4 separate regions of the Homo sapiens genome follow, and all the other regions are linked to region 3. The links are chromatin loops, found by intact Hi-C in ENCODE. Cell type or tissue: PC-9. All regions are shown on one strand. Links, peaks and the distances in the headings refer to the core of each region. The heading gives the core; the rest is flanking DNA. Region 1 has its middle 97 kb from the start of CLDN1. Region 2 has its middle 23 kb from the start of CLDN1. Region 3 has its middle 25 kb from the start of TMEM207. Region 4 overlaps P3H2 (prolyl 3-hydroxylase 2).

The links. Hi-C counts contacts between places; a loop is a spot of excess contacts. Peaks named below come from ENCODE experiments on the same cell type or tissue, not always from the same donor. Only the 100,000 strongest peaks of a DNase experiment are listed, where the experiment ranks them.
Region 1: it touches region 3 in a loop (9-fold over the local background); 44 of 110 quality-filtered maps call a loop at or near these places.
Region 2: it touches region 3 in a loop (5-fold over the local background); 5 of 110 quality-filtered maps call a loop at or near these places.
Region 4: it touches region 3 in a loop (8-fold over the local background); 48 of 110 quality-filtered maps call a loop at or near these places.

Annotation. Positions count from the first base shown.
Region 1 is chr3:190,221,618-190,229,585 of GRCh38, reverse strand. No RefSeq gene overlaps it. Among named protein-coding and RNA genes, the nearest start is that of CLDN1, 97 kb to the left of the region's middle. In PC-9, for the core only: a CTCF peak has its summit at 4,256 (motif pointing left); no DNase peak of the experiment used is centred there.
Region 2 is chr3:190,341,728-190,349,695 of GRCh38, reverse strand. It overlaps a transcript of CLDN16 not described here. Among named protein-coding and RNA genes, the nearest start is that of CLDN1, 23 kb to the right of the region's middle. In PC-9, for the core only: no CTCF peak of the experiment used is centred there; a DNase peak (open chromatin) is centred at 4,365; H3K4me3 peaks cover 1,862 bases; H3K27ac peaks cover 4,458 bases.
Region 3 is chr3:190,420,482-190,428,449 of GRCh38, reverse strand. No RefSeq gene overlaps it. Among named protein-coding and RNA genes, the nearest start is that of TMEM207, 25 kb to the left of the region's middle. In PC-9, for the core only: CTCF peaks have their summits at 3,707 and 3,909 (motif pointing right); a DNase peak (open chromatin) is centred at 3,829; H3K27ac peaks cover 562 bases.
Region 4 is chr3:189,958,185-189,966,152 of GRCh38, reverse strand. It overlaps P3H2 (prolyl 3-hydroxylase 2), which reads left to right. Exons shown (of 15, transcript NM_018192.4): 14 at 2,055-2,195. Among named protein-coding and RNA genes, the nearest start is that of MIR944, 130 kb to the right of the region's middle. In PC-9, for the core only: CTCF peaks have their summits at 4,423 (motif pointing left), 7,325 and 7,527; a DNase peak (open chromatin) is centred at 4,422.

The DNA.
Region 1 (7,968 bases), core at 1,202-6,201, 200 kb after region 3:
ATATAGACACATGAAACAATACTATTAAAAACTGATTTTCTCAATGTGGAAAAGATAAAAGTTCTAGAATATGCTGCAATAAGATATAATCCAGATGCTGAAAATGTTCACTACAAGCTGTCAACACTAGGTGCATGAAAGTCAGATACTAGGATTTAGGTTTTGGCCTAAGAATTTTCCTTTTAAATTCTCAATATTCCTCAGAAATCTTAAGTTAATACCCCGAAAGAATAAAAATGATTCATTTCTCAGACTGAGAATCCCAATATAAGGAGAACATACATGCCTACCACCTCCTCTGGAAGTGATTCTAAAAACCCAAACTCACCCATCCCTTCCTACTTACCCACTTTCTGTGGGTACCACATCAGATGCTTCCCATTCTTGGTCTTGAGACCATTCCATAGCTTTTCTCTCCTCTCTCTTACTATAAATGAGCCACCATCACACACATAACAATAGCTGTCACATGTTGAATAACTATGGAGTGTCAGCAGCTGTATTGGTAATTTTGATTGTATTGGTAATATTGATATACATATTGGTAATATTGATATACATATTGGTAATATTGATCTACATCTGACAAGAAGTTTATTCTTGTCCCAGTGTTATAGAAACCAAGACCCCAAGAATCTAAGTACATTGTTTAAAGTCTTTCTGTGGATTGGAGAGGACCAGGATTTATCTGAGTCCCTGTGATACTTTGCTCTCCTCTTATCATTAAACAGCATTGTCTCTCTGTCAAAGCCTCACCTTTTTTCTTTCAAAAATATTTTACTTACATGAACTAATTTTTTTAAACTGGTTTTAATCATTTGGATCTATTTATGCACTCTTTCAAATGAAATGAAACATCTTCCAGACAAATTTTTTCTGAATCAAATTGAAAACAACAAATAATATATAAATAAAGGTTTGAATAATGTTGAAAGTGTACAGCATTACCTGTATGTAACAAAATATTTCTTTTTTAAGGAGAAGGGAGAAGCTGAATTTTTAAAAAGTCACTCAATTATGAAGCAAAGCCTCAAGTTCTAGTCATTGCCCTATAACTAACTTCTTGTGTGATCCTGGGTAATTGTCTTCTCCAGACCTCAGATATTTCACTTACATATTGAAGAAGTTCCATGAAACGCCACTTGCATATGGGCTGCCACCTTGTGATATTAGCTTTTCTAGTTTCATTCTCCATCTTTCCACACGCACGTCCCCATCATTCCTCTCCTTGTCTTCCAATTTATCCTTATTTGGCAATTAGTATCTTGCTCAGGCATGTTTTATGTGTTTTCCAATGCAATATCCACACTATTTTTAACTTATCCATGTACATGTAAAATCGCGTATATCACCACTTGTAAACAAACCACATTTTGAGGAAACCAGGTTTCCTGTTTGGAGCTGCTTGGAGTTCACGAGGAAGCCATCCTCATAATAGGCAACGTGAATGAAGACCAACCAAGGAAAAGTCCAGCTGAGAATGGAGCCACAGCCTTAGCTGTCCTCATTCCCCAGCCTTTAGGTTGCTCCTGGTTGAACCTGTCCAGTTCACTAGGTCTTCCGGTCCAGGAACTGCTTCTGTCACTATCTGGGACCACCTTTCTGGGGCTTGTTCTATGTTGACCGATGCATGGACAAATTCATTTTCACCACCAAGTTGACACCTTATTAGAAAATTGATGGAAAATATAAACCAAACACAAAAGATAAAGAAGCACATTAAGTGGTGAGGTAAAAATGGCACAAACTTCTAATTGTGCCCCAGTCCACCTTCTTGAGGAAGAAGATAATTGCCTATCTGGACTGCATATTCATCTTCTGAATATCAGAACACCCTAAACTGCTTGGCATTGTCCATTTAATCACTCCTAGAAGTCATTCTGACATTGGGTCCCTGGGCAGCGTGATGTAAAGTAAGACCTGGTTTTTCTGTCTAATTTCCTGATTATGTGGAGAAACAAACACACTTGGAAATCAGACCGAACTGATTGCAGCCCTAGATCCATGACTGCCGGTTGTGTGGCATGAATAAGTGAATTAACAGATCTATGCCTCAGTTAACTTATGTGTACTATGGGAAAACAATAGTTTCCTCCAGTGGATTTTGTGAGATTTAAATAAAATAGCATGGGTGAAATATCCAGTGCAGCATCCGGTAGAGTTCTATTTCCATTTTCAGTATATGAAACATGCTTACAAGCCAGCCACTATTGTTGGAAGTGTATGGTTTCTTTAGTTATACTTAAATGATATTTCTATCTGTGCCAGTGAGAGGAACTACCCAATGGGTGCTTTTCTACTTCCTGTCAGCTCCTTTGGCAAGACATTCATATCAAAAACCTGACTCTCACTATGTTCCTGCTTCTGGTCTGTGGGGAGCCAATTTGAAAGCAGAACTGATCTGACTTGCCTGGAATGTTTAAACCCATCCTGGCTTAAAAATATACCTTTCAAATGATTCCTGTAGATAATCTGTTCAATTACACATCGTCAGCAGAAGCCTAAATAATTCCTATGTTTAGTGGCAATGATACCCATTCAAATATTGGGTAAAATATTGAAATTTATCAGAAGGTAAGAGGCACAGAGAGGCTCATTATATTGCTTTACTTTGGTGTAGGTTTTAAAATTTCTGTAATAAAATGTAACAGGAAAGTTTTTTTTGTAGGATTTCAAATTGCTACTTAAGTCATTATAAAACATTAATTCCTCTTACCTTCATTACTTTGTTCAAAACATTTTGCCTCGTGTTGTCCCAACTCTTACCCTATACTCTGGCTAGAAACATGATTTACCTTCCTTCGTAAATGAGTAGCTGATTCGTCTCTAGAGCTGAGCTATGGTCCTTCACTTTAGCACAGGGCGCTGCCCATGCAAACTCTGGACTTTCCATTCAAATTCATTATTAGTCTTTGCTGTCAATGAGTTGAACCCTTTTTTTCCTGAACGCCGTGAGTCACCTCCCATAACTAGCCTTCCATAAAGGTATTTAACTTGAGTGTATAAATTGAGTCTATCTCAGGGCAACCACAATTGTATAAGGCTGTGTGCTGTGTTTCCAGGAGAATCTTTGGGTCCTTATGTCTTTCCAATAGGGTTGGTTCCACCTTCACTTTAATGTTCCTCAAGAACAAAGACAATGTGTTCTACTTCCACAATAATTTGCATAAATACATATGCAATATCTTTTGCAATATGAACCCTCAGGATGTCAATTCAGGTATTTTTCTTTTTTGTATTCTGACTTCTCTAGGAAACTAAAGTGACACATTTCAGGTAAGTAAGGCCAAGACTTAAGTGATATTGGGATCCTAAAGTCTAGACAGCTTAAATGACAAAGGCCATTTTCTAATGCCCTCCCTCTTTTTAGTCTAAGTATGTAGATTTCTTTTTATTTTCTCTAATTCCTTTAGCTACCGTTTGTTCCTATCACATTTCTCAGTGGTATCAGCTCACTACTTATGCTGCTGCTACTTTAATAGCTACTAGAAGAAAAAACTGTTAAAGACAAATGCCCAACATGAATTGCTTGTACCTCGAATGTGCTTAAAAAGTATCTGTGGAGCAAATAATTGAATTACAATCATTACAACCCTACCCTCAAATTATTATTTTTTCTTTGAGGGAAGAAGGTGAACAGCTTGTGAGATAATTAGCATTGAGGAATAGTGCTATGATGTTTAGTATTCTCATTATGGAGAGGAAAACACTCTCTTGATGGGGCAGAAAGCAGACAACTTATTCTGTAAAAAGGAGAGAAAGAAAAATAATTTTTTCAAGGTTCCAGCTATATACCTAGTCATATTCGAAAGCAAGATTTTTGTAGGACCCTGAAATCTCTAAGACTTTGGTCCTAGTAACACATGCAGAAGGGACTAGACTAGAACATCACCAAAAACACCTCAAAATATAAAATTCTGATTCTGACAATTTGGTAGTAAAAGAACACATATTTATGTGATTTTTTAATTAAGAAAGGAGAAAAGAAAAATATGAACAGATGAGAAAGAAAACAATGAAAGAAAAATAAATGACAAAAAATGATAGAGAGAAATTGTCTTCTTGGGAAAGAAAGGAAGAAAAGAAAGAAGGAAAGAAGAAAGAAGAAAGAAAGAGAGAGAGGGAGGGAGGGATGAAGGGAGGGAGGGAGGAAGGAAGGAAGGAGGGAGGGAAAAAGGGGAAACAAAACAAGAAAAAGATGTATCTGCTTGAGTGATGATTTGAGATTAGATAATTTAGTAAATTATTTTAAAATTGGGTTCATGTGGCTCCATCTATTGGTGGAAAGATTATCTTCCACCTCGTTTTCACTGAGGTCTTTCAAGTGGCAGTTGGTTCCTAAGTGACAGGTCAGGCCGTGGAACAAAGCTGAGAGAACTATATTCTTCCATGAAAATGTGTTCCACTCTGCTCTGAATAATGAGACGAACTACTTAGCTTGTAAATATTGGAGTTCTGTAAAATTACTACAGATTTTATTTTTAAGAGCTACATTAAGGACCCTCTATAGTTGAGACATGGTAATAAAAATTTAACAAGACCACACACTCCACGGGTCATATTAAAATCCAATTTTGCTATGACTACTTTGGAGTCTATTTTCAGCTATGCTGAAATATGTGACTTTTGTCCTTAAGTAGATTAGCTGGGTTGAAAATAGATAATAACCATAAATATTTACAACAAAATAATGTCTTTTATAGAATATACATCTTATGAAGCCATTTTTATTAGTTAATCCTTCTAATAGAGTAGAATTAAAGCATTGCTCTCCTCTCAATTGGATCGATGTCAAAACCAAGACAGAAAAAAGGACCTCAGACTCACTTGAATGCAAATCAGTGGCTGAGGTTCAGGGATCACATTGACATAGAGCTGGAAGATTTGCGGTTCAAGAATCAATCCCCTTAGTACTGCATAAGAATGCCTGAAATGTTTTCCTGGCATTTCGGCCTCTAAAAATTATGATGACACGTCAAGGCTTGGGTAAGTTACATCCCTTCCATCAATGTTTCTCTGCTTTTCAGAGCCAAGAAGTGCTCTTTTTCTATTCTGTATGCCAAACACATTTCACTTGTACATCTTTAAGGTCCTTTTAAAATTTATATATGATAATTATTGAGTTTATATCCATACTGTGATCTACTTGAGGACAAGTGCCACATATTTCTTTTCTTTCTTATTTTTATTTATTTATTTATTTATTTTTGGCTGTCCCTAATTTTCACTGGAATGAGGAGGGGTATAATAAACTAGCTATGTGTACAAAAATACACACTACCTGGTATCAACACTGAACATGGTAAAAACCCAAATAATTGTTTTTAGATTTATGAATTGAATTGAGTAACTGCTGATGAGTGAATAAATAAATTCATGAAGAAATAAACTCAGCAAAGTTCAAACAACAGGTCTGTACCTCCCTGGGACAAAGCTTGCTGGGACAATGAGCAATTGGAAATAATCACAGTTAATATTTTCATGGTCATACCTGTAGAAAGTTGAGAGCATAGATTCTGTAGCAAGAAACATTAAGGCTTGAACACTGGCTCTTTCATTTCTGAACTGCACAAATTCAGGTAAGCTACTTAAATTGACAAATTCTGTTTCTTAATCTGTAAAATATGATTGCAAATAGAGTTTATATAAAATTAAATAAATTAATGCATGTTAGTAATTTAGGGGGAGTGGCCAAGGTGGCCTACTGGAAGCAGCTAGTGTGTGTGGCTCTCACGGAGAGGAACAGAAAGGGCGAATAAACACAACACCTTCAACTGAAACATCCAGGTACTTGCACTGGGATTAATCACAAAAACAACTTGACCCACAGAGAATGAAGAAAAGCAAGACAGGACAATGGCCCACCTTGGAGCAACACAGAGCCAAGGGCTCTTCCCCTGCCCAGGGAAGCAGCAACCAGGAAACCATGCTTCTCTCACAGATTTTTGCAACCCTCTGGTCAGGAGATCCCCTTGGACACTCATTCCACCAGGGCCTTCAGTCTTCAGTCTGACGGACAGAGCTACTGGGAGTCTCAGCAGAGCAGCCACCCAGGCATGTGTGGAGACCCGGGAGCTTTAGATACTTGGGCTTTCCTGCAAAAATAGCTGCAGCTCTGGCAAAGTAGGATATTAGACTCCTGTACATACCCCTAGGAAGGAGCTGAGCAGCAGCAGCTCACAGGACACACTTTAGGGCACCTCAGAAGATAAGACCCACTGGCTTGGAATTCTAGCCAACTACTGGTAGCAGTGTTGCACCTCCCTAAGAAGGATCTCCCAGCAGGAGGGACAGCTGCCACCTTTGATGTTTGGGTGCCTTAGCCATTCCAGCCTTCTGGCTTTGGAGAGTCTGAGCCAACCCAGGGAGAAAGGGATCCCTCAGCACAGCACAGCACTGCTGTGCTACCAAAATGTGGCCAGACTGCTGCTTTAAGCAGGTGTCTGGTCCTATTCCTCGTTGCTGGACAGGGCCTCCCAACTGGGGCCTCCAGCCACCCCTACCCAAGCTCTCCAGCTTACAGCAACCTGAATTCCGCCTAGGACAATGCTCCCAGAGGTAGGGGTGGGCCACGATCTTTGCTATTTTGGTGATTTGCCCATTCTAGCCTTTGGGCTTCGGAGTGTCTGAGGCAACCAGAAGCTGAAGTGAATCCCCAGCACAGCAAAGATGCTCTACCAAAATGTGGGCAGACTGCTTTTTTAAGTGGTCCCAACCTTATTCCCTCTCACTGGGAGGGACCTCTCAACCAGGGCCTCCAGCTACTTCCTACAGGTACCTCTGGGTCAGCAACAGGTCCGTGTTTCCCTGGGACAAAGCTTGCAGAAGGAGGAACAGGCTGCCATCTTTGCTGTTTCACAGCCTTCACTAGTGACACCTCCAGGTCCTGGAAAATCCAGGGTGACTAGGGACTTGAGCAGGTCGCAAGCATATTGCAGCAGCCCTGCAGAAAAGTGGCCAGACTATTACATGGGTGCCCTTTGCCATATCTCATCCGCAGGCAAGTCCTACAGTTCTGGGCCTCCAGCCACCCCATGTCAGAACTATTGAGCCACTAACAACTCAGCAGTTCCCTGAACAGAGCCTCTAGGGACAACTGAAAGCCTCTCTACCACGGCCTCTGCAATGGAACTGCCTTTGCCACTCTCAGATTAAGGAAAAAGCAAAGATCCTAAGTGTCTTCTCCATAACTCCAAGCTGCAAGTTGACCCAAGGAAAGGAGGCTAGTCTGTCTCCCATAGGTCTCACCCCACCCCCCCCGACACACACGCACATGCACACACACACACACACACACACACACAGCTTGTCACCAGACAAGGAAGCCCTGGCTTGGGCCCACAGCACAAACCCTCCATCCTGGGCTGAATGCACTGAGTGATTGCTGGCCTGCATCTCTCTGGGGTGGAGCCCCTAGAAATCAAGCAAATGATCCTTGGCCACAGCCACCACTAAGATTTTTTACTCTGCTGCCTCTAAGCTAGGGAAGGAACATAAATACAGTGGGCAGCCCAAGAGTCCCAAGTAATGAACTACTGCCAGCACTCAAGGGGCAGAGGAACCCCCAGTTTCAGAGCACTGAGAGGGAACATGACTACAACTGTGAGGAAACACAGAAGAGACACACAACCAAGCAAGCATCTACCAACTAAGTGTCAACTGCTGGATCATACCCTAAAGCTCCAATGCCAAAATACCTGACTAAGATAGCCCCCACTGAAACCAGAGACAAAAAGTCAGCTTCAAATAAAGACCCTACACAAAGCATTGGCCCAGTGAAAACATCCAGAAAGGAAGTCTATTGAGTGGATTCAATCTACACTGCAGTAAAATGAACACTCACACACAGAGATGAGAAAGAACCAACGTAAGAACTCTGGTAACTCAAATGGCCAGTGTCATATGTCCTCCAAACAACAGCACCAGTTCTCTGACAGGAGTTCTTAACCAGGCCAAACTGGCTGGAAT
Region 2 (7,968 bases), core at 1,711-6,710, 79 kb after region 3:
TGGCACACTATCATTTTCACCTCATGTCAATGGATAACACAAGTCACAGGGTCAAACTATGCAAGTCAACGGTTGGGAAACAATACTATAGTCCTTTTATAGACAAAAACAGTGAAGTCACACAGAAAATGATGTGGACTCAGGAAAAGTAAAGACATGACCATTGATGAAACATACCATGAATGGGGATCTGTATTAGTCTGTTCTTGCACTGCTATAAATACCTACCTGAGCCTGGGTAATTTATAAAGAAAAGAAGTTTGACTGACAGTTCCTCAGGCTGCACAGGAAGCATGGCTGGGGGGCCTCAGGAAACTTACAATCATGGCAGAAGGGCCAAGGGGAAGCAAGCATGTCTTCATGTGGTGGCAGGAGAGAAGGAGTGAAGGGGGAAGCTCTACACACGTTTAAACAACCAGCTCTTATGAGAACTCACTCACTATCATGAGAACAACAAGGGGAAATTCATCCCCATGATCCAATCGCCTCCCACCAGGTCCCTCCCCCAACACTGGGGATTACAATTGAACAACTGGATTTGGGTGGGGACACAAAAACCATACCAGGGTCTTACCATACTATTTCCTTTCATCTATCTGATATCGATTCATCAACCTTAATGCCCATCAATGACAGACTGGATAAAGAAAATGTGGTACATATACACGCTGGTATATTACGCAGCCATGAAAAAGAATGAGATTATGTCCTTTGCAGAGACATGGATGGAGCTAAAGACCATTATCTTTAGCAAACTAACACAGAAACAGAAAACCAGACATCACATGTTCTCACTTATAAGTGGGAGCTAAATGATGAGAACACATGGCCACATAGTGGGAAACAACACACACTGGGGTCTTTTGGAGGGTGGAGGGAGGTAAGAGAAAGAGGATCAGGAAAAATAACTAATGGGTACTAGGCTTAGTACCTGGGTGATGAAATAATCTGTACAACAAACCCCCATGACACAAGTTTACCTGTGTAACAGACCTGCACATGTACCCCTGACCTTAAAACTTAAAAAATGAATTCTTTAAATATTTATTGACACAATTTCATAAAAGAAGGTTTGCTTGGCAATGGGGGCATAGTTTTTATTTTAATGGGATAAACAGACATGAAAGCATATTGTTTTCTTTCTTCTGGTCTGACCACATTTATCCATGAGACTTAAGTGACTGCAGGCCTGTGTTGTAGGCTTTTGCTTTCCTTCACTCTGCACAGTCTCTCTAAGCAATATCTTCTATTCCCATGGCTTTAAATGAAACAAAAATCAGTGTGGGTGTGTATATCTTTGTAAGAAACATAATCTTCCAAAGACACACACCACACACACACACACACACACACACACACATTGCAGTCTTGCTGTCTTCCTTGACATTGTGGTCTCATCTTTTTTTTTTTTTTTTGATTTATTCTTTTTTTTTTTTTTTTTTGAGACGGAGTCTTGCTCTGTCGCCAGGCTGGAGTGTAGTGGCACCATCTCAGCTCACTGCAAGCTCCGCCTCCCAGATTCAAGCAATTCTCCTGCCTCAGCCGCCCGAGTAGCTGGGATTACAGGCAAGTGCCACCGTGCCAGCTAATTTTTTTTTTTTTTTTTTTGTATTTTCAGTAGAGACGGGGTTTCACCTTGTTAACCAGGATGGTCACAATCTCCTGACCTCGTGATCCACCTGCCTTGGCCTCTCAAAATGCTGGGATTACAGATGTGAGCCACCGCGCCCAGCCCATGGTCTCATCTTCTACCGATTCCTCGCCCTGTACCACCACTAGGTTCCCTATGCTCCAGCCACAGACCTTTTTTTCTGTTCCTTACAAACTACAAGATCATCACTGCTTCTGGGCTTTTGTGCACTTAGATCCCTGAAATCACCTCATATCATGCAGGTCTCAGCTCACTTGTCGCCACTTCAGAGAAACCTACTTTCATCCTCCAAACTGAAGAAGGTAATCTGTACCAATCATTGACTTTCATATCACCTCTTTTTATTGTCTACACAGCAGACATGCCTAGTTGAAATTGTCTTATTTATCTTTGTTGTTTATTATCTGTCTCCCCCATCAAGAATGACATTTCCATGAGGGCAGGAACTTGCCTATCTTATTCACAACTGTGTCCTTGATACCTAAGATAATAATTGACATGTGGCAGACACTCATAAGTATTTAGTAATGATGAATGAATGCTACAATTTTCTGATGGTCTAACACAGACCTTTCTTTTGAGTGCCAGATCGTTATATCCATTTATAACTATATGTTCCTTGGGCACTTCAAACTCAGCACTGGCATCTCTGAATTTTTCTCCTTTCTCTCTAAAACTATCCTTTTGTCCAGTGTTTTCTAGCACTATAAATAGGAGGTCTACCCAGAAAAACTGGTAGTTTTTCTTGACTCCTCCCTACTTTCTCATCACATCAAAATTATTAACAAATGTTATTGAGTCTACTCTAAAAATATTTATCAGAATCATCTATACGTTGCCATCCCCATTGCCACCATCATCATGGCTCTGCAATCGTTTCCTAGCTGGTCTCTCTGTCAATCGTCTCTGCCACATATTAGCTTTGTGACCTTGGACATATTTTTAAACTTCATAGTGCCTCAGTTTCCTCACTCACCTCTCCAGTTAGGCAAACATCTTACAGTTACAGCATGAGGATAAAGAGTATCCTCCAAAATAATAATAGTGTTCTCCAAAGTGTCCCCCCGCCCAAACCTCGGCGTGTGAACTTATTTGGAAATAGGAGCTTTTCGGAAGTAATAAGGTAATACTGGATTAGGGTGAGCCATACAATAACTGATGTCCTTATAAGGAGAGAACAATTTGGACACAGAAACATGGGCAGAGGGAAGGCAATGGGAGACACAGGGGAGAATGTCATGTGGAAAGGCAGAGGCTGGGGTGATGGATCTGCAAGCCAAGCAACACCAGGGATTGTGAGTAACCACTACAAGCTAGGAGAAGGCAGGGAAGGATACTTCCCAAGATCCCCTTCAGACAAAGCCTATGACCTTACTGGTATCCTGATCTCAGACGTCTGGGCTCCAGAAAAATGAGAGAATGAATTTCTTTTAAGCCACCTAGTTTGTGGTAATTTGTTGCCACATCCCTAAGAAACTAGTATAGTTGTTGTAAAGAATACTAGGACAACTTACATAAAGAATGTACAGTTTTGGCTATAGTAAGCATAAAATAAAATTTAGTTATTATTTTAATTTCAGCATCATTATGAATCTAGATCAAAACTGTTAAAACGCAAATATGACTGGGTCACTATCCTGCTTAAAATTGCCGGAGGATTTTTATTGTTCATAGAATAGAGACCAAAACTTTAAAACAGTTCAAAATTCCCTGTAGCAAAATCTGGTCACACACCCACATCTCTACATGGTACTTCTTTTTCCTTCAGTTTTTTTTTCCTTCCCTAAGCAAACAGAACTTCTTTTGAATTTTTATTCTCTCTCACCTCCAGGCATTCTAACATGTGGTTCCCTCTGCTAAAACACTTTCTTTTCTGTTTCTTTCCTTCGGTCTCGGTGTAAATTCCTTCTTTAAGGGAGTTCCTTCCTGGTTAAGGAAGATCCCTCTGTCTTACGTGCCATAGGACGCTTCAGTTCTATCCTTGGCTACTTCCATCACACTTCTGAATGTTCATGTGTATTGTCACTTACACTGTAAGACCTAAAAGGACTGGTTACAAGAGTCTTGTTATTTGGGTTTAGTCCAGTCCCTGGCATATGCTCAGCACTACCTCAATAAATATTATATATATTACATAAATAAATGAATAAGATTATTTCAATACAATGTAATCAATACAGTAATAAACATACAGTTGTTAGTTTAAAGGAGGGGACAGATGGATAGACTGGCAGATTACCTGGGACAAACTGAAAGTCAGAATTTTATGAGAAGGAAGGAAAGCTGCCAAAGTGTGTTTATTTTAGCCTCTTCCTGTATTTCACGAATGAATAACTGGAAGCCCAGTGAGGTAAAGCATTTAAACAAAGCTGAACACCTATCAGTGGCAAAACTAGAACCAGAATTCCTTTTCCTCATCAAAGAGTCTTTCTAGAGAGCATTATGCTGCTTATGATAAAGAGAGACGGAGCTAGGCCTGTAAAAAATAAATATGAGATTAACACAACTGAAAGAAGAGGCTCTGGAAAAACACGAGGCTTGTTTACAGAGGAAAAATAATAGTGATGAGATGAGAGCATTTTCAAATAATTCCAGGATTGCCAAATAGGGTGATTCAAACCTGATAGGAAGTAACTCAAATTCCATAAGTGCAGTGAGAGAATGTGTAACTAAGGGAGGAGAAGTCAAATTCCTGAGGTGCAGTGGGTGTGTGATATGAAGAGGAGAAGAGAAAGTCCCTAAACTGAGAAATATCACAAAATGAACAAAGAGGTTGTGAAAGACCTTTTATCTGGTAGTATCCATCCGAGCCAAAATCCTGCCTGCCTGCCCCTAGAAGCTCTTGCCAGCTATCTCCCTGGTTACTATCAAAGCTGGTAAGACAACAAGAACCAGGAACTTAAACTGTAGCTTAATACAGAGTTCACTAGCAGCACTGTGTGTGTGTTAGGTGGAGAGGGGTGTCTTTAGTCAAATTACTTTACCCTTTAAATCTACAAATTTCAGTGTTAACATTGGTATTAGCTTAACTCTTCCTCTGTCTCTGAATTTTGTCTATTTTCCCCATACTCTTCTAAGTAAAAGTCTGATCTTATTCATTTATTTACACTTCTGGGTAAATAGAATTATTTCCTCTGAATCGATCTGTGTGAAAATACAGCTACCTGACCCTTCTCTGCCAATATTCAATGTGTCCCTAAATCCCAACCAAATTCCTAGCATGAGCAAGAAGACCCCCTTTTACAGCTTGGCCTAATTTTTGCAACTCTTTCTCCAGACATTTATCCTCCTTTATTCTATAACCTAATCACATGATTATCTGGAATCCTTAGTTTTTTTTTTTATTTCCACAGCTTTCCTTATGCTACTTTTTTATGGAAGACAAGGAAAATTTAGTGATTTAATTCTTAATGTTTTGCCAAAATAAAAGTGTCGACTAAAAGTATACATACATATATAATTTTAACATTTAATATATTTTCACATTTATACAAATGCATTTACAGAATACATAGTATGTAATACAGTATGTACTATGTATAATTATGAATTATATATAATATACATTATTCACTACTCTATAATACTTATATGAAAATTAAGAACAGTTTATATACACATTAAATCTATCAAATATTAATGACTGTTTAAATAATATTTAATAGCAATTTATCTGTAGTACTTTTAATACCAGTAGTGAATATGATTAAGATAATTAAAGCTTCTTGGAGGTGCATGCATAAAAATCCACATATGGCTTTTCTGGGAATTTTAAGAAGTTATTCAGAGATGTTTAGGTAATATAAGCAATTTCTCTGAAGGTGTTATTTAGTTACAGAAATTTGGAAGCTCTGTGTTTTATAATGATGGCTATTCTTCATACGTGCTTTCAAAGCGTTTTTCAAAATTATTTTTTATATTTTTTATATTTCATTTCATTAAAAAATGTATTGTGCACATTTAAGTTATACAACATGATGTTATGATACATGTATATAGTAAAATGATTGCTGCAGTGAAACAAAATAGCAAATCCATCATCTTACATATTTATTCATTATTCGCCCTATCACATGTGAAGATACAATCTACCCATGTAGCAAAAATCTTGACTACAGTACATTATTATTTACTGTAGTCTCTATTTGTACATTAGATCTTTCAACTTGTTCATCCTACGTTGCTACTTTGTATCCTCTGGCCTGTATCTTCCCATTTTCTCCCCCAGACCTGAACTCTGATAACCACTGTTTTATTTTCTATCTCTTTTTATTGATTTGACTCCCCTGCCATTTTTTTAAGATTCCATATATAAGTGAAGTCATGTGATATTTTTCTTTCTGTGTCTGACTTACTTCACGTAGCATAATGCCCTTCAGATTCATATATGTCGTGGCAAATGGCAGAATCTCTTTGTACTTAAGGCTGAATAATATTTCTTTGTATATATACACTATAGATTTTTTATCCATTCATCCACTGATGTACACCTAGGTTGTTTCTGTATCTTAGGTATTGTATGAACAATGCTGCAATGAATATGAGAGTGCAGATATCTTTACGAGGTGGTGATTTTATCTCCTTTGAGTATATACCCAAAAGAGATATTGCTGGATCATATAGTAGCTATATTTTTAATTTCTTTAGGAACTTCTATACTTTTTTTATGGCTGTACCAATCTACATTCCCAAAAGTGTACAAGGCTTCCCTTTCTTCCACACCCTGATCAACATTTTTTATCTCTTGTCTTTTTGATACCAGCTATCCTAACAGGCGTGAGGTGGTATCTTATAGTTGCTTATGATCTATTTTCCTGATTATTAGTAATGTTGAGCTCTTTTTCATACACTTGTTGGCAACTTTTATGTCATCTTTGGAGAAATACGTATTTCAGTCCTTACCCAGTTATAAGTGGGTTATAAGTTTTCTCACTATTGAGTTGGATGAGATCTTTATAAATCTTTTATATTAACCCTTTCTCTGATACATGATTTGCAAATATTTTTTCCAATCCGTAGGTTGTCTTTTCATTTTGTTGATTGTTTTCTTTGCTATGCAAAAGCTTTTTGATTTGATATAGTCATACTTATTTACTTTTGCTTTTGTAGCTTAAACTTCTGGTGTGATATTCAAGAAATCATTGCCAAGGCCAATGTCAAGGAGTTTTTCCCCTATGTTTTTTTCCAGGAGTTTTATGGCTTCATTTCTTATGTTTAAGTCTTTAATCCATTCTAAATTAATTTTTGTGTGTGCTGGAAGGGTCCAATGTATTTCTTTTGCATGTGAAAATCCAGTTTTCTGAGCACCATTTATTGAAAACACTATCTTTTTCCCATTGCATCATGTTGGTATCTATGGTGAAAATTAGTTAACTGTAAATGTTTGGATTTATTTTGGGACTCTCCCTTCTGTTCCACTGGCTGACATGCCTCTTTTATGCCAGTACCATGCTGTTTTGTTTACTATAGCTTTGTATCCTTTTCAATTTCTTTCATTAATGTCTTATAGTTTTCAGGGGACAGGTCTTTCACCTCTTTGGTTAAATTTATTCCTAAGAATTTCAATTTTTATGCTATTGTAAATCAGATTGTCTTTTTGCTTTCTGTTTCACCTAGGTCATTATTTGCATATATAAATCCCACAGATTTTTGTATGTTGATTTTATATCTTGCAACTTTACCAAATTCTACCACCATGTGAGATGTGCCTTTCACCTTCTGCCATAATTGTGATGCATCCCCAGCCATGTGGAACTGTAAGTCCAATAAACCTCTTTCTTTTGTAAATTGCCCAGTCTCAGGTATGTCCTTATCAGCAGCATGAAAATGAACTAATACAGTAAATTGGTACCAGCAGAGTGGGGTGCTCCTGAAAAGATACCTGAAAATGTGGAAGCGACTTTGGAACTGTGTAACAGGCAGAGTTTGGAACAGTTTGGAGGGCTCAGAAGAAGACAGGAAGATGTGAGAAAGTTTGGAACTTCCTGGAGATTTCTTGAATGGCTTTGCCAAAAATGCTGATAGTGATATGGAAAATAAAGTCCAGGCTCAGGTGGTTTCAGATGGAAATAAGGACCTTTTGGGGAACTGGAGCAAAGGTGACTCTTGTTATGTTTTAGCAAAGAGACTGGCAGCATTTTGTCCCTGCCCTAGAGATTTGTGGATCTTTGAACTTGAGAGAGATGATTTGGGGTATCCGGTGAAAGAAATTTTTAAGCAGCAAAGCATTCAAGAGGTGACTTGAGTGCTGTTAAATGCATTCAGTTTTAAAAGGGAAACAGAGCATCAAAGTTCAGAAAATCTGCAGCCTGACAATG
Region 3 (7,968 bases), core at 1,224-6,223:
ATACACCCTGCTTTGACACTTACATAACCTCCCCCATTACCAACATTTCTCACCAGAGTGATACACTTCTTACAATTGATGTGCCTATACTGACATCATGATCATCCAAAGTCCATAGTTTATATTATGATTTACTCTTGGTGTTGTACATTCTGTAGGTCTGACAAATTTAGAATGACATGTACCTACCATTATAGTGTCACACAAAGTAATTTCAACGCCCCTGAAAGTCCTCTGTGCTCTGCCTATCTATCCATTCTTCCCTCCCTTCTAAATCCAAACAACCATTGATCTTTTTATTTTCTCCACAGCTTTGCATTTTTAGAATGCCCTATAGTTGGAATCATACAGTATGTAGCCTTTTCAGGTTAGCACGTAAGTTTCCTCTATGTCTTTTCATGGCTTGATAGTTCATTTCTTTTCAGGGCTAAATAAAATCCATTGTCTGGTTTACCAGAGTTTATGTATGCCTTCACCTGCTGAAGGATATCTTGGATGCTTCCAAGTTTTGGCAATTACGCATAAAGCTACTGTCAATATCCATATGCAAGATTTTGTGGAGACATAAGTTTGTAACTTATGTTTGTTGGGTTGTATGTTTAGTTTTGCAACAAAACCACTAACCCATCTTTCAAAGTGTCTGTACCATTTTGGAGTTCTAGCAGCAATGAACGAGAGTTCCCATTGCTCCACATCCTCACCAGCATTTGGTGTTGTCAGTATTCTGAATTTTGGCCATTCTAATAAGTGTGCTGTGGTATTCCATTGTTGTTTTAATTTGCAATTCCCTAATGACATGTGATGTAAAGAAACTTTTGATATGTGGAGTAATCTTTTTACAATGTAAGGAGCATCATTTACTTTAACTAAACTCTAACTGAGGCACTCCACCTCAGTCAAGGAAAATGTCAAATTCCTTGACACATGGCTCTATATGATCTGTACTCCTTCCCCATCTCCATTCTTGTGACTTTCCCTTTTATTCATTTGTTCCAGAAACATTGTCCTCAAACCTGTCAGGTACTAGCCTACACCCATTTTGCAGTTATTTTTGTCCACAACATTCTTCCCCCAGATATCAGCATTGCTTCACCAACTCACCTACTTGAATTCTTTGTTGGAAAGTCACCTTCTCAATTAGGCCCAACCTTTCTATTCTACTTTAAATCGCAGCCTCTCCCAACCCTGACACTCTCAACCTCCTTATACTAGAAACACTTTTCACTTTTCCGTAGCACTTATCATCTTCTACTATGCTATACAGCTGAATTCTACTGGTAGTCTGGTATGTTTCTTCCAGGGCTAGAATATAAATCCACAAGTGAAGGAAATCATTGCCTGATACTAAAACTAAGTTATAAAGTAATGTTTCCTAGTTCTGGAAATTCCCAAAAAACTGGATGAGGGTTTAATGGGGGTAAGACCTTACGAAAGTGAGGGTGAGTAAAAGCCAGAGACAGCTGACTTAGTGCTGTTAACATAATCTCACTTGTATCCGCTGATGAAAAAGATCTGAAGAAGCATGTGTTTATGTACTGCAATAATCCCTGGTGTGTGTGTAGGGCTTTATAGTGAACAAACTGCTTTCATATACGCTATCAGATTTTATTCTAATGACAATTTTGTGAACCGGCTATTCCTAACTTCAAGTTGAACATGGTAGAATGAAGACATCTACTCTCTTCAGAAACCTACTAAGATTATAGGAAAGAAATTAAACTGTTTTTAATTCACAGAGACAGAAGTAAGATGACAGTAAGAAGAAAGTTAATCAGAAGATTTTAGTACTTGGAAAGATGAATGAGATGGACACAGATGGTTGTCATGATTCACTGAGATTTTGAGTTTCTCTGCTTTGCTAAGCGTCAGGGAAGAAATAGAATGATTAAGCTAATATTTGCTACGGCAATCCAGAAATGTCCTAGAATTAGAGGCAAAAGAAGTGAAGAGAATTCTGAAAATGATAGTGAAGCTAATCTATAGGAAGACAGCATTGCAGCAGCCCGAAGAAGAGCCAGTTCCAATCAGAACATAACAGCAATGAGCTACAGGAAATAGGAGGAATGATTAAAGAAAAATATATATGTAGCTTTAATGTTAAATTAGTAGTAAGTGGAAAACAGGGGAAGTGAAAAAAACAAGGCATTTATTAAATCCATGAAAAACAAAAATTGGATTAACTATAAAATGGTTAAGCTATGAAAATTAAAAATAATTAGTACTGTTATAAATGGTTAAGCTATGAATAATGTAAATAATTAATACTTAAATTGATTAAAATGTTTAAATTAATATTTTAAATATATATTATTTATATTAACAATATAGGCAAAGGGAAAAGGTTTGTGAAGGAAGGTGGCAGGATACAGTAAGAAACCTAAATGCTAATCTCAGATTGTGAAAATTTAATTATTATTATTTATTAATAATTTATTATTTATTAATTTATTAAATAAATAAAGTATTAATAAATTAAAACCAAATGGTGCCAAAACACATCATTTTAGAATTGGATAATAAATATTTGTAACAAAATACTTAAAGAGTTGAAAATTGTTGTCTCAAGAAATTGGACTCGGAGATAATGTGTGGCTTAGGTATGACAGAAAAGTACTGATTTCTATTTCGATTTTATAGTACTACTTGACTTTTAAAATTAAGTTCATTTATTACTTAAATAGAAAGAAATATAAAATTAAACAAGTACATGATTTGGCAGTGTTATAGCTTGTAATTCCAAGCCAACAAAGGAAGTCATACTATAAAGAAGTAAAAAATGTAAAACATATCTTCACGTAATGGGGCTACAGATGATTTTATTTTTTATGTTTCTTGATTTTCTAATGTTCAATTAGACTTCAAAAGTATATATATACTTTTATAGTTGAAAAGCTCACAAATTCTGTTTTAAAAAGTAGACAAAAAGGTATCTATCTATCTATCTATCTATCATCTATCTATCTATCTACCTATCTATGCATGTGTGTCTGCTTTCATTTAATAGATGAGAAAGTGTGGACCCTGGAAGACGATTTGACTTGCCCAAGTTGTATAGCTAATTAGTGTAAGAAACAAAACTAGAGACTAGGTATTGACATCTTTCAGTTCCTATTTCAGGCATTTTTCCACTATGATCTTCTAACTTTAAAAGTGACTATAATAAGTAAACATCAGAGAATGATCAATATAACTATATTGATCTCAAATGAGTGACTCTAAGAAAAAGTTTTTGTTTGTATCCTATGAGCTACGTATGTTACACCCCATTCCATTTACAGAGCAGGCAGTGGTTATAATTAACCCATAGAAAAGCGTAAGCACATCTAGAAACAGAGCTAATGATTTATCAGCTAATTTGCCTAAGACAGTAGTGAAAGTCGGAGTTGAAGTAATTGGAATTTATTTTAAAGTTAATTGCGTTTATGAGTCAGTACACTTCAAACAAAATACCTGTTTGGTGTTGGTTGGTTGATTGGTTTATTTCTGTGTTTGTAATAGGATTGAATTTTTTTTCTTCCCATGTTAAAGAATGTTATTTATTTATTTATTTTCGGAGACAGAGTCTCACTCTGTCGCCCAGGCTGCAGTGCACTGCAACCTCCACCTTCCAGGTAGGTTGAAGCAATTCGCCTCCCTCAGACTCTGCACCCGCCACAACGTCTGGCTAACTTTTTTTTTTTGGTATTTTTAGTAGAGATGGGGTTTCGCCATGTTGGCCAGGTTGGTCTCGAACTCCTGACCTCAGGTCATCCGCCCACATCGGCCTCCCTGGTATTACAGGCAGAGCCACCGCGCCAGGCTGAGAATGTTTGTTTTTTAAAATGAGGGTTGTTTTTTTTTCTTTTTACTAATGATTGTAGCAATTTCTTTGAGCATCCACCAGAGGGCATGAAAGCCAATCTATGATTCCAGCCCATTAGCTAGCTTGGATTTAATGGCTAGAAGAAACTATGAAGCTGAGTTACTACTGATATCAAATTTTTGACAGACCCTAGCAGAATGAAATAATAATGAGGTTCACATTTGCAAAAAGGTATCTAGTTTCTTTCACAAGAAAGCTGAGCATCAGGTGAGATGCCTGGCATCAGAATGTAGAAAATTTGAAATAGAAACCATCTTTCTGAGGATGAGGCCTATGAGTTTGAGGTGTCTACAAAGGTAGGCTAATTTGTGCATATAATGCCCACGTGGTACGCAATATCTACAACACTGGCCTTATAGATCTAACCTATATCATTTTTACCTGACTGCAAGTTCCTTTTTAATTTTCAGTTTTGTAGTTCCAAATTTGTTTCATTTACATTAGCACCACAACTTTATAAGAGACAACTTTAAAATTCAATATCTTTCACAAAAATGAAATAGAGCTGGGATAGAGTTAAAATAGCATTCATGTGGACAATAAAATGAAACTCTCCCAGAATATTATATTTAAGGCAAAATGTGAAATTCTTCAAAATTGTGTAAGAGAAAATGAAATAATGAAAATGTGTTGGCTATAAAACCACTCTGTTGAGAGTGATCTAAAAAAAAAAAAAAAGAAGAAAAGAAATAGACTATACATTCCAAGGGAATCTTTTACTTTCAAATTCATTTTGCTTTGTGATTTTGTACAAAATAATCCTATGCAGGCATTTTTGAATGTTTAATATTAGATGCGATAAAAAGTACCATTTTTGTTTTTCACAGAACTAGCTATAGTTCTCTGAAAATGAAATAAAAGTAATGCCTGCTTTACAAAATGGAATAGGTTAATAATAAACAAAATGAAATTTGTATTTGTGCATTTGGAAAATATTTATTCTCTGAAATTATGCCAATTTATGCTTGCGATCTAACTCATGAAAAAATAATCTGTATCAATCAAAATGCTAGATTTTTATATTATTAAGATAAAAATGGCATTGCTCAGAATTACTGACACTGTTGATGAATGCAGGTTGCTTAATTTTACTATTATGTTTGTTTGGGAGGGTTTCCTTTTTGGAAAATCTGTTTTGGGACATAATGAGAAAAAGTAATATGAGTTCACTTTTTCTAATAATTAATGTAATAATGTCTCTCTTTATATTTAAAAAAAAGCCAACTTTTGTCCATAAGGTAGGAAAACTGGCCATACAAAATGAAGTCATATCAACTTAGATTATTCTCTCTTTTATATACCTAAATCCAGGTAAACTTATAATGTTAGAAGAGTCTTGGGTACTACTAATTGTCTTCTACATTTAGAAGGACTAGAGCTATTATCTTGTTTTGAAAGGTGCAAAATAATTTTTAAAAAGCCTAGATATTTATTAGAAATAATCAGTGGACAATTGCATGCTTATCTAATATTCTGTGGAGTACTTTGCCACCTGTGACATGGTCAAAAACTACATTAATGCTATGTGAAGACAGTTGAAGTAAGAGATGTAATGCCAATCTCTTAAGAGTGGCAAAGCATTGCTGGAATGTTAAGTATCTCCCATAATGCAAAATTTCTTCCATCTTTATTTTTTCTCCTTTTAGCAAGGTTTATTGACTGCTTCAGTTTCTGCTATATTAACTAAATTAACTTACATGGTTCCTATTTACAGAATTTGAAGATTTCCCTTTCTCCTACAGAGATCCTCTCTAACACCCTCCTCTAATCAATACTTCCCATTCAATAGCTTTTTAAAAAACACACAGTAAAATATTTATTTTAATTTAGAAAAAGGAAAACTACCATTTGAAACTAAAGGATTCCTCAATCCCTTTTCCCAATTCGCTTAGTTACATGGGCTTAACTTTGCACACAATAACCTAATTTAGAAAACAGCAGAAAAATTTGATGATTTTAATAACTATTTTCTATCTATTTTTTCTAGCTGACTTAGGATGACAATGAAAGGGATCAAGGTTACTTTGCTTAGTCTCACTTCATCTGTACTTTATTAAATATAAAGTCTTCCTTACAAAGCATCCCCTTTACTTGATTTTTGCTTCTATTTTTCTTTTCAACTCCAATTTTGTTTTTTTCCCCCAATTATCGTCAACAAATATTTAACCTGCTGGTTTTGTGAAGGCAGTCTAATTTCTGCAAAAGAAATCTTATAGTATTTCACATCTTTCAAAAATCTCCCAAGCCCTGATGCAAATAAAAGCTACAGAAATTAAAATTACAGTACTTAGGCATGACATCAACCCCAAAGTGTGAACCATTTTCATTGTTGAATTTTGGATCCAATTGAAATGGAGATCTTACAGACTACTGCAACAAAATAAACATTGAGAAAATTCATATTAAGGAATTGTTAATTGTTAATCTTGTTGAATGTGATACTGTATTGTGGCTATGTTGATAAAGTCTTTATTATATAACTATAATGAAGTTCTTATGAGTGGAATGATATGACTTCTAAGATGTTTTAAATAAACAAATATTTTTACTTATTTTTTGGTTGTGGATAAAGCCTATACATTGAATGTTAACATATATCAATTTATACTTGCTAACTCTGATACTATACTATTCTATTTATACTTGCTAACTCTGATACTATTATGGCTATGCTTTGCATAAGCAATGAAACTTAATAAACTATCTTTCCTCCTGCTTAGAGTATATTTAATGGTGAGAATAATACATTGATTAACCCAGCATGTACCGAAATTCAGATACTCACATACAAACGGAAAAGCATTTCTACTTATTTTATTTAATGTATTTTAAAGCCAAATTAGTTTCAAACTGAAATGTTTTTTAAATTGAATCTTTAAATTATATTACAAATGGAAAAGTGGCTTTTTTCCAAGTCCACATAAATATTAATAATGGCTACAAAATAAAAATATTCCATGTACTACCTAAATATGTTTCAAGTGCCATTTGTAGTAAGTATGTCACCCTTTGAGAAATTCATTAATATATGCTACCAAATTGGAGACACAACATAGGATGAACTAAGAACAAGAATAATATCTTTATAATTCCCCATTTTCAGAAATACACATCCAAACAATTAGTGAAAATAGAAAAAGTTGCTCAATTGGCTCCATTGTGCTCAATTTAATTAGATAAACGCATATCAAAACAACAACGTAATACTATTGTTTATCCATAAGATTGGCAGTATTAAAGATGGTTAATATCTTGTTTTGGCAAGAGTATGGGGAAGCAAGCTCTTTTATACAGTGTTAGTGGATGTATAACATAGTGCAGCCTTTTTTGAAGGCCAATTTGGCTACGTGTATCTAAAATTTTGATGGATATTAACATGCTGTCAACATTTCTACTTTCAGACACAGATATTAATTCTACAGCTAGAGTGCTGTAAGAAGGCAAAGATGTTTCTAAAAGTATATTCTCTGAAACATTGTTTATAGTAGCAAAATCTATCAATAGCGATGATGCTTAAAGGGACATTTTAGACAAATTGGTACAATGTACATTGGTACAATGAACTATGTAGCTATCAAAAAGAAGAAGGTCATATAGAACAAATATCAATGAATAATTAACTCTAGTCATCTTGCTATATAGTAGATCTCTTAAATTTATTCTTTCTATCTAAATGTAATTATGCATCCTTTGACCAATATCTCCCTACCCCTCTTCCAACTAACAAAGGATCCAGGCTCTGGTGACAACCACTCTACTCTCTATTTTTTTGTGTGATTTTTATTTTTATTTTTTTAGATGGAGTTTCGCTCTTATTGCCCAGACTGGAGTGCAGCGGGGCGATCTTGGCTCACTGCAACCTCCGCCTCCCAGATTCAAGTGATTCTCCTGCCTCAGTCTCCCAAGTAGCTGGAATTACAGGTATGCATCATCATGCATGGGTCATTTTTGTATTTTTAGTAGAGATGGGGTTTCTCCGTGTTGGTCAGGATGGTCTCGAACTCCTGACCTCAGGTGATCTGCCCGCCTCGGCCTCCCAAAGTGCACGATTTTAGACTCCACGTAAGTGAGACCATGTGGTATGTGTCTTTCTGTGCCTGGCTTAT
Region 4 (7,968 bases), core at 2,540-7,539, 460 kb after region 3:
TCTTTCTTTCTTTCTTTCTTTCTTTCTTTTTCTTTCTTTCTTTCTTTTTTCTTTCTTTCTTTCTTTCTTCCTTTCTTTCCTTCTTTCTCTTTCTTTCTTTCTTTCTTTTCTTTCTTTCTCTCTCTCTTTTTCTTTCTTTCTCTCCCTCTCTTCTTTCTTTTCTTTCTTTCTTTTTTTTTTTTTCTGTCACCCAGACTGGAGTGCAGTAGCACGATCTCAGCTCACTGCAACTTCCGTCTCCCAGGTTCAAGCGATTCTCCTGCCTCAGCCTCCTGAGTAGCTGGGATCACAGGCACCCACCAACACATCTGGCTAATTTTTGTATTTTTAGTAGAGACGGGGTTTCACCATGTTGGCCAGGCTGGTCTCAAACTCCTGACCTCAGGTGATCCACCTGCCTTGGCCTCCTAAAGTGCTGGGATTATAGGCGTGAGCCACCACGCCCGGCCTCAGAAGTCTTTTCTATCCTACTTCACAGGTTTTACCTTTCACTTATTTTGCTGCTTCTATGTGGAAATGTACAAATTCCTTCTCCAGAAAAACAGAATCACATTGATACTGAGGACACGACTAACTCGTGAACTCTCTAGATTTACATCAGAACAGTTGCCTTGGTAAAGCTGTTTAGGAAAAGCAATTCCAGCAAAGACAAATCACTCTTCAGTTATTGTGAGTAGAAGAGTAAAAAGAAACTGACTGCTTTTTTTCTGCTCTTCCCTTTAACACTCACACACAAGTCACATATACACACACATGCAGACTCACACAGACATAAACACACACACATGCCCACATAAACACATATGCACCCACCTGTCTCTCTGGCTTTCCGACTCCTCCACCTACCTCTTACCTTCCATATGTAGTCACGTAGTCCGGGAGTACCTATGTTATGTAGCAACCAAGGACTTTAGGAAATTTTTCAAATATTCTTCCTGAAGCTAGCAGTGAAAAACCAGCCAGCTCATTTTATGCAGAAGGAAACCAAAGATTTACGGGCATATGTCAACTCAAGTCAATTCAGAAAATGGCTAGTGAGAACCAGTCCATGTTCTCACCTAGTAAAATGGCTAGTGCCACTTTTTTTTGGTTTTACTTTACTTTTCTGAACTATACAGAGGAATGAATAAAGTTTCTGTATTTCCCAAGAAAGACAAAATGGATTCTACTCACATGAGACACTTCTTTAAACACAGAAGCAAGGCCTCTAATATTCAGTTGCTTAAGCTCATTCAATTTGAAGAGGCAGCTTGTTTGATCTTCTACCCTGGCTCAGTGAGCCCAGCAGTATTTCTTTTTCTCTCACTACACTCTTCTACCTAAACGCTGTGGACAGCTCCACCTGAGCAGTGCATAAGCTGCGAAGGACTGTGTCAGTCTTAAAACACTTAAGGGTGATGGCGAATAGGCCACTCCAAGGGGTGTCGTGTTCTCACCACTAGAGATGTTCAAACAATGCCTAAACGACCACTGGGAAACAATAGTGTAAAGGAAATGAAATATCATACAGAATTATGACTTTTAAAAATGTTTGTATTGTGAAAAGCACATAAACCATGAATGTACAATTTAAAAATTAGAAAGCGTATACGCTCATGTAACCACTACCTAGATCAATAACAACTTTTCCAGCACTGCAGATGTCCTGTTTGTTTGTTTGTTAATTACACAAGTATGGAATGGACACCTACCTTGTATCCGGATGCTTTGCTAGTGCAAAAGCTACAGAAATGAATTATGAGAGGAAAACTTTGCCTTCTTTGAATTTGCAGGCTATCATATATATAGCATGTATTGAATGATTACTATGTATGTGGACTTTGCTACACGTTTTACTTGAACATCTTTTTATTTTCTGAGGTATATATTATTTTGACCTTACCTTTGTTTTACGGGTGAGAAAATTGAGATAATTTACATCATCTTCAATCCCAGGATTCCTTTATTCTTCGCCTCAGGCCTTAACTCAAATAATCTCATAGCCAGAGAAGCAGGAGTTGTGGAAATGTTTATGATACAACAATTGAAAGTCTAATTTTTGCTTTCTTTCTCAGGCCTCTATAAAACCAAAATGTGGGCGCATGATCAGCTTCTCATCTGGAGGAGAGAACCCTCATGGGGTGAAGGCAGTCACCAAGGGAAAGAGGTGTGCTGTGGCTCTGTGGTTCACCTTGGACCCACTTTATAGAGAATTGGTGAGTTTCTCACCCGCCCAGAAAGCCAATTAGGCTTGCTTCATGAACTGCTTTATCTGAGAAGTCCTTTAAATTGCTTCGTCTGAGGAAAAGAAGAGGGTAAAGGCAGTTCTTAATCAGATATGTTCTAGTAAGTGAAGATGTTTGTAGAAATAGCTGTGTCAATGATATTTGATAGTCACTAATCTGTCTTGAGCTTATTAACAAATTGTAAGGCTGGGCGTGGTGGCTCACTCCTATAACCCCAGAACTTTGGGAGGCCGAGGTGGGCAGATCACTTGAGGTCGGGAGTTCGAGACCAGCCTGATCAACATGCTGAAACCCCATCTCTACTAAAAATACAAAATTAGCTGGATGTGGTGGCATGCGCCTGTAGTTCCAGTTACTCGGGAAGCTGAGGCAGGAGAATCGCTTGAACCTGGGAGGCGTAAATTGCAGTAAGCCGAGATCGCACCACTGCACTTCAGCCTGGGCAACAGGGCAAGACTCTGTCTCAAAACAAAAACAAAAACCAAAACAACTCTGTGGCATCAGGGAGGAATCACTTTTTATTGGTCACCCAGAAGACGGATTTGTTTTCTCGCAAATCATAAGAAATAGTATTGAATCATTTATGAAACGTATTTGAAAGAGGGCAAGGAAACCTAAAAGATTATTATTACTTATTACTGTTATTACATTAAGTATTTCAATATTATTATATGCAAACTAGCTGAGGACACTTAGCTAGGAGGAGACCATGATCTCATCGTTTTGGAAGCCCGTGGGCAGATGTCATAGTCTCCACCTGTGGAGCTGCAGCGGTATGAATTAAGACCAATGGGTAGAAGCCCTGGAGGGAAAATTTGGGCTCCACACAAGGAATAACTTTCAAATAGTCACCACAGTTTGGCAGAATTGTCTGCTTTGGAAGCACTGATTGGATGGCTCCAATCAAAGCCCAGGCAACTGCTTAGCATGGAACGCTGAAATGGAATCTAAAACATCGTAGCAGAGGCTTAACTGGATGACCTCCAAATCTTCTCCAGCCCTAAGTATTGATGAAGCTATGAAATTCTATTCTTAAAACTGGCATTCTATCCAGTTTTCCTTGTTAGGTTCCTAAGTTGAATCCAATTTCATCAGAAACTATTTAAAAATAATGCGTTTTTCTCATATACTTTTCACCATCAAATCTAACTTACAAAGTGTTTCCCCACATTCCCTAAGCCATTCTTTCACATATTTTACAAAAGACCTATTGTGACCTTTTATTGTACAGAAGAGCTATTATTATCTGCCTTGGAAACTCTGCTAGATAGGCCCTAGGGGTAGAAGGGTGAACAGAACAAGGTCCTGGACTATGAGGAGCTTGGACAGAACAGCTAGTAAATACGCTGTAAGAAGAGAACAGTATATGTTTTGTAGCAGGGAATCAAGGAAGACTTCTATAAGCTCAGACCTAGAAGCAAAGACGATAGCCAGGCATAGAAAAAATGGCCCTGGCTGGGCGTGGTGGCTCACGCCTATAATCCCTGCACTTTTGGAGGCCTAGGTGGGTGGATCACCTGAGGTCAGGAGTTGGAGACCAGCCTGGCCAACATGGTGAAACCCCATCTCTACTAAAAATACAAAAATTAGCCTGGCGTGGTGGCACGCACCTGTAATCCCAGCTGCTCGGGAGCCTGAGGCAGGGGAATCGCTTGAACCCAGGAGGTGGAGGCTGCAGTTGCAGTGAGCTGAGATCACTCCACCACACTGTAACCTGGGCGACAAGAGTGAGACTCTGTCTTAAAAAAAAAAAAAAAAAAAAAAAAGAAGAAGAAGAAAAAGAAAGAAAGGCCCTGACAAAAGGACCAGAGCACAGAGTCCTGAAAACCTCAAGGGAGCAGCAAACAATTGCCTTCCCCTATCATTACTTTATATCCTGGTATTTTCCATCTCCAAAATGTTAGCATTCCATCAAAGCATTTTTTTTTAAACTAAGGAACCTATGTCAATGGGTAGACAGTGAAGATAAAATTATTGAAATATTACCTCACTATTCTAGTATTCAATTCAGCAGACATTTAATCTATTTCATCATTCAGTATCCAAACTCCCTTTTCCAAGGTATTGTTCTCTCAAAATAAGCTAACACAAAGTAAGTTCTCTTTGCTCCTTTGTAATAGGAAACATCAACGCCAGCGTCCCTTCCTCTGATGGAAAAGTACTAGAAAACCTCTCCAGTCTTCAGGCCGTAGCGGCATCTAGTGGCCACAGTGGGAAATGACCAGAACTTTTTCCTCAGCTAAATTAGCCCAGGCTGTGAATCATTCTTTGCTACACGTGGAGATCATCTATTGATCGTTACAAACTACTAACATCTGTGTTTCAGGAGTTTTAAGAGCTCCCCAGGTGATTCTAACGTGCAGCAGCAGAGTTTGGGAGTTCCTGGCCTAGACGTCTTTTTGCAGATTGAATCTCAGAAAAAAAAAATGCCTACCTATGAACAAGTCATTAGAGCTGGCCGATTCTCATGCTTATTATGAATTACTTTAAAGGGTCTCAGTTCTCAAGGAGTATTTAGCAACATCCTTTTAAGGATGCAAGGATGTTCGAAGCTTCATATATATTGGTTCCAGCTCTTGAATTTCTTTCCCTTAATGAGAAACAAGATTACAATCATTTCTTGTGGTCAACAGATGTGAAAGCTTTGTATGTGTGTCGATTTGTTAAGTATCAGGATTGTTTTCCTTGGCCGGGCACGGTGGCTCAGTCCTGTAATCCTAGCACTTGGGGAGGCCGAGGCGGGCAGATCACCTGAGGTCAGGGGTTCGAAACCAGCCTGGCCAACATGGCGAAACCCCGTCTCTACTAAAATTACAAAAATTAGCCAGGCATGGTGGCATATGCCTGTAATCCCAGCTACTGGGGAGGCTGAGGCAGGAGAATCACTTGAATCCAGGAGGTGGAGGTTGCTGTAACCCGAGATCGCACCACTGCACTCCAACCTGGGCAACAGAGTGAGACTCTGTCTTGAAAAAAAAAAAAAAGATTGTTTTCCTTATATTTGTAAAGTAGTACTTGGGCTTTTTATTTAGATGTGGCAGCAACTTAATTTTCTGTTATTTAGTATATCTAGTCCTTTTAGTTGCCTTTTTGTAAACATTTTTTATTACAAGCTCTTGCATGAAAGGGGCTTTGTTTTCAATTCATAAAATAGTTATTTATTTAACTTACTGTGCGCAGGCACTGTGTTAAAGACCGCCTATGGGGAATGCACACTAGTAGGATATAATTCCTATTTTCAAGGAGCTTGAAGTCAAATTGGAGAAATAATACAAGGACCCAACTAATTAAACCACAAGGCAAGTTTTGGTAAGAATCCTTAGCAGCAAATGCGTGGTTTGAGGGATATCAAAAAGCAATCCAAAAAGGCTTCTTTGAGGAGATGGCATTTGAAAAAAAGCTTTAAAAGATCAATTTCTTTAGGGAGAGGCATTTTAGACAGAGAAAGGCTTCATCCATTTACACATTTACTCATCAAAGAAAATAGAACTCTTGCCACATGTCAGTGGCTTTTCTGAGCACTGAAAATACAGTAGTGACCAAGAAGATAAGATGCCCTGCTCTTCTGGAGCTTACATTCTAGTGGAAGGAAACAGATCCCAAAAAAGTAAAAAATAAATAAATAATCGAGAGATTTTTCACACGGTGACCAATGATGTGTGGAAAATGGAACAAGACAACTGATTCTGGAGTGAAAGGGTAGGAGCGGCAAATTGTGAGGCCTCGCCAAACAAGTGGCATGTGAGCTGAAACCTAATAAATTAGAAGTCCACTAGGATAAATGTCTGGAGGAGAGTATTCCAGGCAGAGGACAAGCTGCAAAGGCCCAGAGACAATAAGATGTTTGGAGTCACCAAGAAACAAAGAAAGCCAGAGCATCTGGAATATGGCAGACAAGAGGGAGAGTGGCTTCAGTAGAGGACGTGGAGGCGGCAGGAGTCGGATTCCACAGGCTGATTGGGAAATGCGAATTGTATTCTAACTAGTGGAAAGTCATGTAGTCCCCACACCCCAACACACACACACACACACACACACACACACACACACACACACACACACACACATATCTCCTCCAGTCCTGGAGAGTTACAGGATACAGAAGATTACTTTAGCTAACATGTGGTCTTGGACTGGAGTAGTAATAGAGAAGGTAAAAAGAGATGGAAGATTTGAGATACAATTTGGAGGTAGACCAGCTGCACCTGCTGATGGATTAATGTGAGGAATAAAAGAAAGCGTAGAATATAATGGGAGCATCCAGAGAAACACTTAATTCAGAATCGGATTAGGGAATTCTTTTGAAAGTGTTACATTCAGGGAGCTTGAGGTAAGTTAAGAAGTTGGAATATAAGGTGAGGAGAAGGGAGGCAAAATAAACCTAAAGAAGAGAGAAAGGTATGAATAAGAAGAGAGAACAAACACCACATATTCTCACTCATAGGTGGGAATTGAACAATGAGAACACATGGACACAGGAAGGGGAATATCACACTCTGGGGACTGTTGTGGGGTGGGGGGAGGGGGGAGGGATAGCATTGGGAGATATACCTAATGCTAGATGACGAGTTAGTGGGTGCAGCGCACCAGCATGGCACATGTATACATATGTAACTAACCTGCACATTGTGCACATGTACCCTAAAACTTAAAGTATAATAATAAAAAATAAATAAATAAATAAAAGAAAAAAAAAAGAAGAGACAGGTGTAAAGCAACTTCTTATAAGCACACCAAGAAAAGTAGACCTGAAACTTCAAGCAGTAGGGACCCATTGAAGAGCTGTGAGTAGGAAAGAGATATAATCAGATATAAGCCAGTAGGATTCATTAGAAGCATGTGAGGGTGAGTAGTGAAACAGCGAGAGCAATTTGGAGGCTGCGGCAGTAATTAAGAGATGATGAGGGCTTACAATGGTGGCTCTCAAGAGGGAGCGATTGGCCGGGTGCAGTGGCTCACTCCTGTAATCCCAGCACTTTGGGAGGGCGAGGCGGGTGGATCACCTGAGGTCGGGAGTTTGAGACCAAGCCTGGTCAACATGGTAAAAATATAAAAAATTAGCCGGGCATGGTGGTGAGCGCCTGTAAACCCAGGTACTTGGGAGGCTGAGGCAGGAGAATCGCTTGAACCCGGGAGGCAGAGGTTGCAGTGAGCCGAGATCGCGTCACTGGACTCCAGCCTGGGCAACAAGAGCAAAATTCCATCTCAAAAAAAAAAAAAAAAAAAAAGAGGGAGCAATGTTGCCCTCTAGTGGACATTTGGCAATATCTGGGGGTTGGTGGGGGAGGTTGTTACTGACACCTGTGGTAGGTAGAGAGGACGGGGTGTCGCTGAGCATCCTGCAGGGCACAGGGCAGCACCACCCTCCCACCCCCCAACAAATAATTATCTGGTCTAAAAATGTCAATCAGACCAAAATTGAGAAACCCTGACCTAAACTCCGGCAACAATAGTGCATTGAGGAGAAAGGGGCAGAGACAGCAGATAGAACAGAATAGGTGACTTATCAGATGCAGGAAACCATGGTCGGGCTTTTAAGGCAAATAGGTGAGCGATGTTGGTCTTTACCGAGAGAGAGCCTACGTGAAGAACAGAGCAGGTTCTTGGGGAGAAAATGGTGAATTCAGCTTGACCACTGAACTGAGTTGGAGATGGCTATGGGGCCATGAATTAGAAAGAGTAGGAAGCAGTTGAACATACAGTCGTTCTTTGCAGGAGAGAAAATCTTAGAAAGTAATTGCTT